Linked DNA regions of Homo sapiens: region 2 is linked to region 1. The links are chromatin contacts, found by Hi-C or POLR2A ChIA-PET in ENCODE. All regions are on one chromosome and are shown on one strand. Each heading gives the region's core, a stretch centred on a gene start or an enhancer-like site at or near the end of the contact. The rest is flanking DNA. Distances are from core to core; before and after follow the strand shown. Region 1 holds the start of ZSWIM7 (zinc finger SWIM-type containing 7). Region 2 has its middle 28 kb from the start of LRRC75A.

The links. Hi-C counts contacts between places; a loop is a spot of excess contacts on that map. ChIA-PET counts read pairs that join two places held with the same protein, here RNA polymerase II (POLR2A). Pooled maps may share reads with other maps.
Region 2: a loop to region 1 is called in a pooled map, with 15 times the contacts of the local background. The contact joins the enhancer-like site here to the promoter of ZSWIM7 in region 1. A Hi-C loop is called at or near these places in 2 of 168 maps with a recorded cell type or tissue (OCI-LY7 and naive thymus-derived CD4-positive, alpha-beta T cell), 9 of 37 single-sample maps with no recorded cell type and 12 of 50 pooled maps. POLR2A ChIA-PET finds 5 or more read pairs at or near these places in 4 of 52 experiments (A673, CD4-positive, alpha-beta T cell, PC-9 and 1 more).

The regions. Positions count from the first base shown.
Region 1 is chr17:15,996,929-16,001,563 of GRCh38, reverse strand. ZSWIM7 (zinc finger SWIM-type containing 7) reads left to right here and starts at 1,860. Exons shown (of 5, transcript NM_001042697.2): 1 at 1,860-2,045. The coding sequence starts at 1,970. TTC19 (tetratricopeptide repeat domain 19) reads right to left here and starts at 1,740. Exons shown (of 10, transcript NM_017775.4): 1 at 1,532-1,740; 2 at 1,319-1,446. The coding sequence starts at 1,715. RefSeq lists silencers at 1,387-1,776, 2,127-2,286 and an enhancer at 1,897-1,986.
Region 2 is chr17:16,517,923-16,522,697 of GRCh38, reverse strand. No RefSeq gene overlaps it. Among named protein-coding and RNA genes, the nearest start is that of LRRC75A, 28 kb to the right of the region's middle. RefSeq lists an enhancer at 1,357-1,406. Within about 2 kb of position 1,282, at least 3 of the 41 ENCODE cell types and tissues checked have a DNase peak (open chromatin) inside an H3K27ac peak, as active enhancers do.

The DNA.
Region 1 (4,635 bases), core at 611-3,110:
AATGATAAGAGCTATAAAGATGACAGAAAGGAATGATAAGGGGTCTCCTCTAAATAGGACTTAGGGAAGCCTTCCAAGGAAGTGACAGCTAAACTGAGGTAGTAAGGATGAGAATGAGTCAACCAAATAAGGACCTGGGGAGAACAATGACTCAAACAGAGGGTAGAGAATGAGTGAAGTCCCTACAAGCTGAAGAGAATGGTTTTGAGGAAGAAATGCAAAGAAATAGATGTGAAGGGAGGATGGTGAGCCAGAGGATTACTGCCAAATGGGTGGGCAAGGTATATGCTGGTTTAGATCATGTGGGGTGTTGCAAGCCAAGGCAAGGAGTTTGTATTTTATCATAAATGCAGTGGGTAGCCATTCAGAGCTTTCTGACAAGGAGATGACATAATCCAATTTACTCTTTTTTTTTTTGGTCGCTTTGGTTTCTGCATGGAGAATAGATTGCAAGAGGCCAGGAGGCCAGGAAAGACTACTGGAGCATAGTTGGTGGCAATGATGGTTTGCACTAGGGTGACAGCAAGGGAGATAGACAAAAGGGGAAAGATTTGAGAAATATTTTGCATTTGTTGGCAACAGGACTTGTTGCTGGACTGTAAGTGTATTGGAAGGCAATGGTAAGGTACCACAAGTTTTAAGAATGACTATGAGGTTTTTAGGCTGAAAAACTGATGGTAGTAAAGAGATGGCGAAAGCGTATGTTGAGGAGGCATTAAAGATCGTTTAGTTTTGGGCATGTTAAATCTGAGAGGTAGGTATGGTCCTAAAGTGCAAATGGCATGTCAGTAGCACACTACAGAATGGAAATACAAATTTGGACGTTGTTGGCATCGAGTAGGTATTTAGCTCAATGGAAGAGATGAGATAACTTGGGAAAAGAGGAGGAAAAAAAAATAGAAAAGGATGTGGAGAAAAGGAAGAATTCAGGAGGAGAACCGAACCGCATAACCAACACTAAGTTGCCATTTTCAGGCCGCTATATACGTGCGAAATTATGTCATTTCAGATAGGCTGGTTAATTGATAAAACCACTACAAAACGTTCCCGATATTTCGTTTGCATAAAGCGTGATGCCTAGGGCGCCATCTCCATTTGCACTTGACACTGCAGAGGTTTTACTGCAGGCCTTAGAGTCGGAAAAGCCTGGATGGATTCCAATCCCCTCTCGGATGACCCACCTCATTCTCGGCAATTTTACCCGCGGAGCCTCCATCCACTCTTCGGCGAGGCGGAGAGAGTAATGCGCAGCAACGCCAAGACCCCGCTCACAAAGGCTACCGCGCTCGGCCGGGCGCAGGGCCCGGAGCCGCCTCACCTTGGCTCGCTTCAGCAGCTGGATGATCTCTGCCTCGGCCTCGTCCGCCCCGTCCTCGGCAGCGGCCCCGTCGGCTCCCTGCTGCTCCTCCTCCTCTGCCGCAGCGGGCCTCGAGAACCAGGCGAGCGCTGCGGGAAGGGGCTCTGAGGTCATCGGGCCCGGCCCGCGCCCCTGTCCCCGCCCGGCCGGCCCCGCCCGGCCCGCGCCCCTCACCTGCCAGCAGCGGCAGCAGGCCTGGGCCCCGGCCGTGCGGCGCGACTCGGGATGGCGGCACCTGCACCTCGGGCCCCGGACCTCCTGCCAGCCCCGGGAGCAGGCGCGCGGAGCAGCCCCGGCACCGCCGCCCCGCGGCCCGCAGGAAGCCTCGGCCCAGGCTCCAGCTCAGGAGCCGGAACATGCTCCCGCCGCGTCCTCTGCGCACTGCAGGCCAGACGCGCTCCTGGCCCCCGACCACGCGCCGAGCGCCCTCCGGATTGGCCGGGCCCTGACGACTGAGCAGGACATCCCTGCGTCCGCACGCGCGATGACGCGCCCCGACGTCACTCCGTCTCGCCCTGCCCCGGCGGGGGGTCAGGATCCTCCACAGGTAGGCGCAGTCAGCTGGAGCGTCGCGGCGGTCCGCCGGTCGTGGAGGGCGTGTCCTGCGGCGCGATGGCCGTAGTGTTGCCGGCGGTTGTGGAGGAGCTCCTGAGCGAGATGGCGGCGGCGGTGCAGGAGAGCGCGCGAAGTACGGGACCGAGGTCGTGTGTGGCTGCGCCATGGGCGCGGGCGGGGCATCCGGGCACCGCCGGGCCGGGAGGCAGGAGGCGGGGTGTCCGGGCCTGGCCCTGCCTTTTTTCCATGTGGTTCTCTAAACCTCTTGTTCGTAAAAAGACAAAAAAACAAAACAACAAAAAAGCGAAATTGGAACAAGTAAAAGTCAAATCGATTCAGCAAATATTTACGGTACAGCGCAGTTGCAGGAGCCCCTCCGTCGGAGCGAGTAGGCCAGTGGGGACCGAAGTGCTGAGAGCTGGCCGGGTCGCTGGGAGGGGTCCCCGCCCGGGGGTGGAAGGGACGGGAGCCTACAGTGAGTGATAGAAACGTGGAGTTCTTGATTATTTTACACGAAATTTTGAATTATTAAACTTCTTTTTCTCAAATTCTGATGTTAACATTAAAGTTAATGCTTCCATACACTTTAAAAAGTAGGCCCAGCGCAGTGGCTCACTCCCGTAATCCCAGCACTTTGGGAGGCCGAGGCAGTTGGATTACCTAAGGTCAGGAGTTCGAGACCAGCCTGGCCAACATGGTGAAACTTCGTCTCTACTAAAAATACAAAAAATTAGCTGGGCGTGGTGGCGGGCGCCTGTAATTCCAGCTACTCAGGAGGCTGAGGCAGGAGAATCGCTTGAACCCGGGAGGCGGAGGTTGCCGTGAGCCGAGATCGCGCCATTGCACTCCAGCCTGGGCAACAAGAGCGAAATTCCATCTCAAAAAAAAAAAAAAAAGCATTTTAAGAGCCACAAAACCTAAATGCATATGCAATCGTTGGAGTAAATCTGGGTATTGTGAAAGCACCATTTTTTTTCTGACCAGCAGAGGGTACTCTTTGGCTATGCTCACCAAAATCACTTGAGAAGGGTTGATCTCAAGATGTGTTCAGAGTATGCTAGGATAAGATCAAATCAAATTTGATATACTCAAAATGCATTGACTAATGAACTACTCTTAGGATGTAAAAATGGCCACCTTATAAATAACAGCCATATCAGGCCCCCAAACTGCCATCGCTTATTCAACTTGGATGGCTTTTGTTTTAAAAGTACTGTACTGCATTTTGAAAGGGTTTATCTTGAGTTACTGTTTTTAAGGAACTGAGAAAAATAAGCCAACTTTGTTTCCTCATCTCAGTCAAAATTAAGGAGACTTAAGTATATGTGCTTGAAAGATTAGTGCAGCCAAGTATTCAAACATACTTGTTTCCAAAAAGGATGGGAAAAAAGCCAACTGATGTTAGCTTATACAATTGTTCTGGGCTCTCAGATTTGATGGCCTGAGGGTTTGGAATGCTGTCACTTTAAACAATAATCGCCAGAACTGTTCTGTGTCTGAATAGGTTAATCCATACACTGACAGTAGTTTGGGTTGGTTTGTTTTTTTTTTTTAGACAGAGTCTTGCTCTGTCTCCCAGGCTGGAGTGCAATGGGCGATCTCAGCTCAGTGCAACCTCCGCTTCCCAAGTTCAAGTGATTCTCCTGCCTCAGCCTCCCAAGTAGCTGTGACTACAGGCGCATGCCACCACACCCGGCTAATTTGTGTATTTTTAGAAGAGACGGGGTTTCACCATATTGGCCAGGCTGGTCTCAAACTCCTGACCTTGTGATACGGACACCTCAGCCTCCCAAAATGCTGGGATTACAGGCGTGAGCCACCGTGCCCAGCCAGTTTTGGGTTTTTTCCCTCCAACAAGAAGGTTCACAAGACACATTGACAGTCCTGAAGGGGGCATAATCATTGCCCCTGACACCCATGGTTCAGACACAGGAACCAATGCTGTTGATTCATGTTTATTTTCAGAAGCCCTGTTTTCTGTCTTTTTCAAAATCTTTTTTCTATTAATATATAGTTATGCACCCTTCCTAACCCCCATTCTTCAGTGGTAATTTTTTTAGATCAAGATTCCAAGTTTTATTTGTATGATGATATATAAACTAGTCACAGTGGAACCATGTAGGAAGCTATGATTACTTTTTGTTTTCTTTGTAACTTTTGGATTTCCCTGGAGTTACAACTATCTTGGTTTTGTTTATGTGCTTATTTAGTTTTTTACATATTTATTCCTACTTTAACCTCACATCCTTTACTAGTGTTCTCAATCTCCCCTCAAGATGTTCAGATGAACGAAGTATGTTATCAGTTTCACCTTCCTGAAGACATCTCTAGAGCCTTCGGACTTGCTTAATATGGACTGGCTGATCTCTCGGCTGTTTGCTGAGATCTCTCTTAACCATTATTATCTGGGAATTCTCTGTATCTTTGTTGGGTCCTATGTTTAGTATATCCTACAGTTTTCTTTTTCTCAGTTTACTACCTCTTTTTTTTTTTTTTGAGACAGTCTGTCACCCAGGCTGATGTGCAATAGCATGATCAAAGCTCACTGTAGCTTTGACCTCCTAGGCTCAGATGATCCTCCCACCTCAGCCTCCCAAGTGAGTATCTGGGACTGCAGGCACACAATACCACAGCTGGCTAGTTTTTTGTATTTTTTGTAGAGACAAGGTCTCACTATGTTGCCTAGGCTGGACTCGAAGTCTGGAGCTCAAGAGGTCCACCTG
Region 2 (4,775 bases), core at 33-2,532, 520 kb before region 1:
CTGCACCACTGCCCCGTCACAAAGACATGAGAAGTGTGTGTGTCCTTCAGATAGACAGCAGTCAACAAACCCAGGTGGCCTGACATGGCCTAACCCTATTCACACCTTTAGTGCCTTTCCCTGAGCACACCCCACCTTTAAAAGTCTCCAGCCTTTTGTTTTGGAGAAGTTGAGTTCAATCCACACTGGTCTCTCTTCCTTGCTGCCATAGTATTGCTGAATAAAACCTGTGTTCACCATCTTGACCAGTGTCGGTCGGCATCGTTTATCTGGGATAGTGTCATAACAAAACCTAACCTCTCCTGACTGATAGTTAGTTGTCATTCTTACTCTTTTTATTATTATTGCCGAAGGTGATGATTTCTGGAGGAGCCTGAGCTCTTTCTCTTTCCCCTTCTCCCAGCTTCCCTTCTCCACTACATCTCCGTTATTGCATCAATTTCAGGAATACAGCTCCCAATAAATGGAAACAGTAGGACAATTTCAGTAATCATTTTCAGAATTTCTAGAGTCTTCACTGTAACTATTTTTTAGTTTCAGAGCTACTTGTTTCCCAAAATAAATCAAATCAGAGAAAACACATCTCTAGAATTAATTTTTTTTTTTAAGACAGGGTCTCTCACTGTTACCCCAGCTGGAGTGCAGTGGCACAATCACTGCTCACTGAAATCTTGAACTCCTGGGCTCAAGCACCCAGGCTTCTAAGTAGCTGGGACTACAGGTGCATGCCACCACATCAAGCTAATTTTATTTAATAGTACAGAGGAGGTGTCACTATGTTGCTCAGGCTGGTCTCAAACTCCTGGACTCACGTTATCCTCCCACTTTGGCCTCCCAGACTGCTAGGATTACAGGTGTGAACTACTGTGCCTGGCCTAGAGTGAATCTTTAGAATCCACCTCTACTGTGATGTGTCAATATAAGTTAGCAAGAACCAGTGACTTCTGAGTATATGAGTTCCAAACTTCGACATTTCCAAAGTCCCACCTCTGATGGCATTTGTAGGTGACCCCTTAGAGAAAACTTACAGTGTTCTCGCAGGTGCCAAAATTTATGCTGCTTTTTGCCCAACAGTTGGTTAGATATCTCAAGCAACTAAGAGCGTACTGCCATGGATTATGCCTTAAAGTAATGACGGTGCATTTACCAAACCACTCTTCCCTCTCTTACCCTCCAAAAAAATTGCTGTTCTCTCCAGGGCAGCCACAGCTGGAGGGGACGCTAGCTAATCCTCTTATCCCACCACTAGATGGCAGGACAGTCCAGTCTGGCAAATCTCTCTGCCCTGCCTGAACTTCGATGTCCACATCTTTAGTGAAGAGTCTTCCTAACAGAAATGTACTTCCTGGTTAAACATTAGTTTGGACTCAGAGAGCAGACAGGCTCAGATTCAGGCTGAGCCTCCTCCAAGGCAGACAGGTGTTCTCCTGAGGTGCCATTAGGGTTGTACTCATGTGGAGTGAGACGGGGCAAAGCGGAGAGGGAACCAGGGAAGGGAAAGAATTGGTGCTGATCAGATGTCCTGGAGCTTAACTTGCCTGCAGTCTGATGGGTTAGTATGGCAAAGTGGGGCCTGGAAGCCTCAACTCTCTATACCCATATAACCCCTCCACCCCATCCCTCTGCCTCCTGAAGACCCCTGTACAGCAGAGGCCAGTCCCAACAAGGAGGCCAGCACCAGGCTCCCCATCCTCTCTGCTCCAACTCTGTGGGTGTTTAACACACCAAAAGCAAGACTTCTACCAGCCAGGACCCTCTGTGAGCCCCCAGCCAGGAGACAGGCTCTGGGTTCTGAGATGAGGGAAGACGCCGGCATGATGTATGCACCAGCCTTGGGACTCCTAGCAGTACTTCCTTTCTGACACACTATTTTTTCAAAACATCATCCCATCCCTTGACTCAATGCTCTCACTAAGGCCAAGCGCCACGAGGTGACTGTGCCAGAAGCTCCCCAGCCAGTCGGAGCAGCACTGAGATCAGCAGATCCCAGGATCCTACCTCCCAACCTGTTGTCTTCCCAGCACACTGGACTATAGAGAAGACACCCTTGTGATTTGCTACAGGACCCTGCCCCAGCCTCCCTATCAACCTGCACAGTGGTGAGATGCAGTGAGGGCTTCTAGATTATGATCCGGACTAGGATCAGATTGGTCTGGTCTGATGACCCTCTCGGACACTTACTAGCTATGTGACCTTGGGCATGTAGTTTAACCTGTCTGTGCTTTGATGCCTCATCTGTAACATGTGAATTCTTATTGTATCTATGTTTCAAGGCTGTTGTAAGGATAAAATGAGATTGTGTGTGTTAAGGGCTTCCCACAATACCTGACATACAGTGCTCTGTAAATGGCAGAATCAAAAGTTGGATCGAAAATTTAATAGATAGCCACAAAAACAAACAACCCAACCTAAAAATGAGGAAAGACCTGGCCGGGCGCAGTGGCTCACGCCTGTAATCCCAGCACTTTGGGAGGCTGAGGCGGGCAGATCACGAAGTCAGGCGATCAAGACCATCCTGGCCAGCAGGGTGAAACACAGTCTCCTCTGAAATACAAAAAAAATAAGCCCAGTGTGGTGGTGTGTGCCTATAGTCCCAGGTACTCAGGAGACTGAGGCAGAGGAATAGCTTGAACCCGGGAGGCGGAGCTTGCAGTGAGCCGAGATCGCGCCACTGCACTCCAGCCTGGGCAACAAGAGTCAAACTTCCTCTCAAAAAAAAAAAAAAAAAAAAAAAAATGAGGAAAGACCTTTAACAGACATTTCTCCGAAGAAGATATACAAGTGGCCAACAAGCACATGAAAATGTACTCAACATCACTAATCACCAGGGAAATGCAAATCAAGACCACAATGAGAAATCACCTCATACCTGTTAGGATAGCCATTATTGAAAAACAAAACAAAAATCATAAAACGAGGGTTGATGAGGATGTGGAGAAATCGAAGCCCTTGTGCACCATTGGTAAGACTGCGATATGGCCCAGCCACTATAAAAACAGTATGGGCTGGGCACAGTGGCTCAGCCAATAATCCCAGCACTTTGGGAGGCTAAGGCGGGAGGATTGCTTGAGCCCAGAAGTTCAGGACCAGCTTGGACAACACAGTGAGACCCTATCTTTACAAAAAATAAAAAATTAGTCAGACGTGATGGCACACACCTGTAGTCCCAGCTACCTGGGGATCTGAGGTAGGAGGAGGCTTGAGCCTGGGAATTTAAGGCTACATTGAGCTATGATCAAGCCATTGGGCAACAGAGCAAGATCTTGTCTCATAAATAGATAAACAGAGACTCTTCAAAAAATTAAAAATAGAATTATCAAATGATCTAGCATTCCCACTTCTGAGTATATACCCAAAAGAATAGAAAGCAAAGTCTCAATGAAACATTTGTATATCCACATTCATAATAAGATCATTCACAGTAGACAAAAGGCAGAAGCAACCCAAGAGTGCATTAATAGATGAATGGGCAAAGAAAGTGTGGTTCATGCATACAAAGGAATATCATTCAGCCTTAAAAAGGAAAAAAATTCTGACACATACTATAGCATGAATGGACCTTGAAGACATTTGTTGTCAAATAAGCCAGTCACACAAGGACAAATACTGCATGATTCCATTTATATGGAATCTAAAGCAAAAAAAAAAAAAAAACCTCATAGAAGCTGAAAGCTGAAAGCTTGTTACCAGGGCTTGGGGAGGAGAGATGGGGAGCTGATGCTCAATGCATGTGGAGTTTCGGTCACACAAGATGAGAAAGTTCTAAAGTTAACAAGCCTGTACTCTACACTTACAAATTTGTTAAGAGGGTAGATTTCATCTTACATGTTTTTCACCACAATAAAAAAAAGACCGAGGCCAGGCGCGGTGGCTCATGCCTGTAATCCTAGCACTTTGGGAGGCCGAGGCGGGCCGATCATCTGAGGTCAGGAGGTCGAGACCAGCCTGACCAACATGGAGAAACCCCGTCTCTACTAAAAATACAAAATTATCCGGGTGTGGTAGTGCATGCCTGTAATACCAGCTACTCAGGAGGCTGAGGCAGGAGAATCGCTTGAACCTGGGAGGTGGAGGTTGTGGTGAGCCGAGATCGCGCCATTGTACTCCAGCCTGGGTGACAGAGCAAGACTCCGTCTCCAAAAAAAACAAAACCGAGAGAGAGCTGTCCCCTTGCAAGTCTTAAGGCAGCCACACTCTTCCCATCTAAGCCTAACTTCCCTCCCCTGCCATCTGTGGCAACTGCAGCTTCCATTAGGCATCCCTGATAACCAAGAAACTGTTAATTTTTCTTCCTGCCCCCTTCCCCAAAGGAGAGCCAGCCTAGACTGGCCATTCTTACAGGATTCAAGAATGGAGGAAAGTGCTTTTTCCCTCTTTCAAGTTGCCTCTAGTTCATGGTTTATTTTTTCAGTAAGTGTTTGTTGAGTGTCTACTATATGCCAAGCACTGTGGTGAACTTGGGAAACACAATATTGGATAGGACCAGAAGGACCCTGCTCTCAGGGAATTTACTTTCTAATAAACAAACAAGGTGGCCGGGCGCAGTGGCTCATGCCTGTAATCCTAGCACTTTGGGAGGCGAGTGGATTGCCTGAGCTCAGGAGTTTGAGACCAGCCTGGGCAACACGGTGAAACCCCGTCTCTACTAAAATACAAAAATAAAATAAAATAAAATTAGCCAGGTGTAGTGGCGTGTGCCTGTAGTCTCAGCTACTTGGGCAGAGGTTGCAGTGAGCCGAGATCGTGCCACTGCACTCCAGCCTGGGCAACAGAGT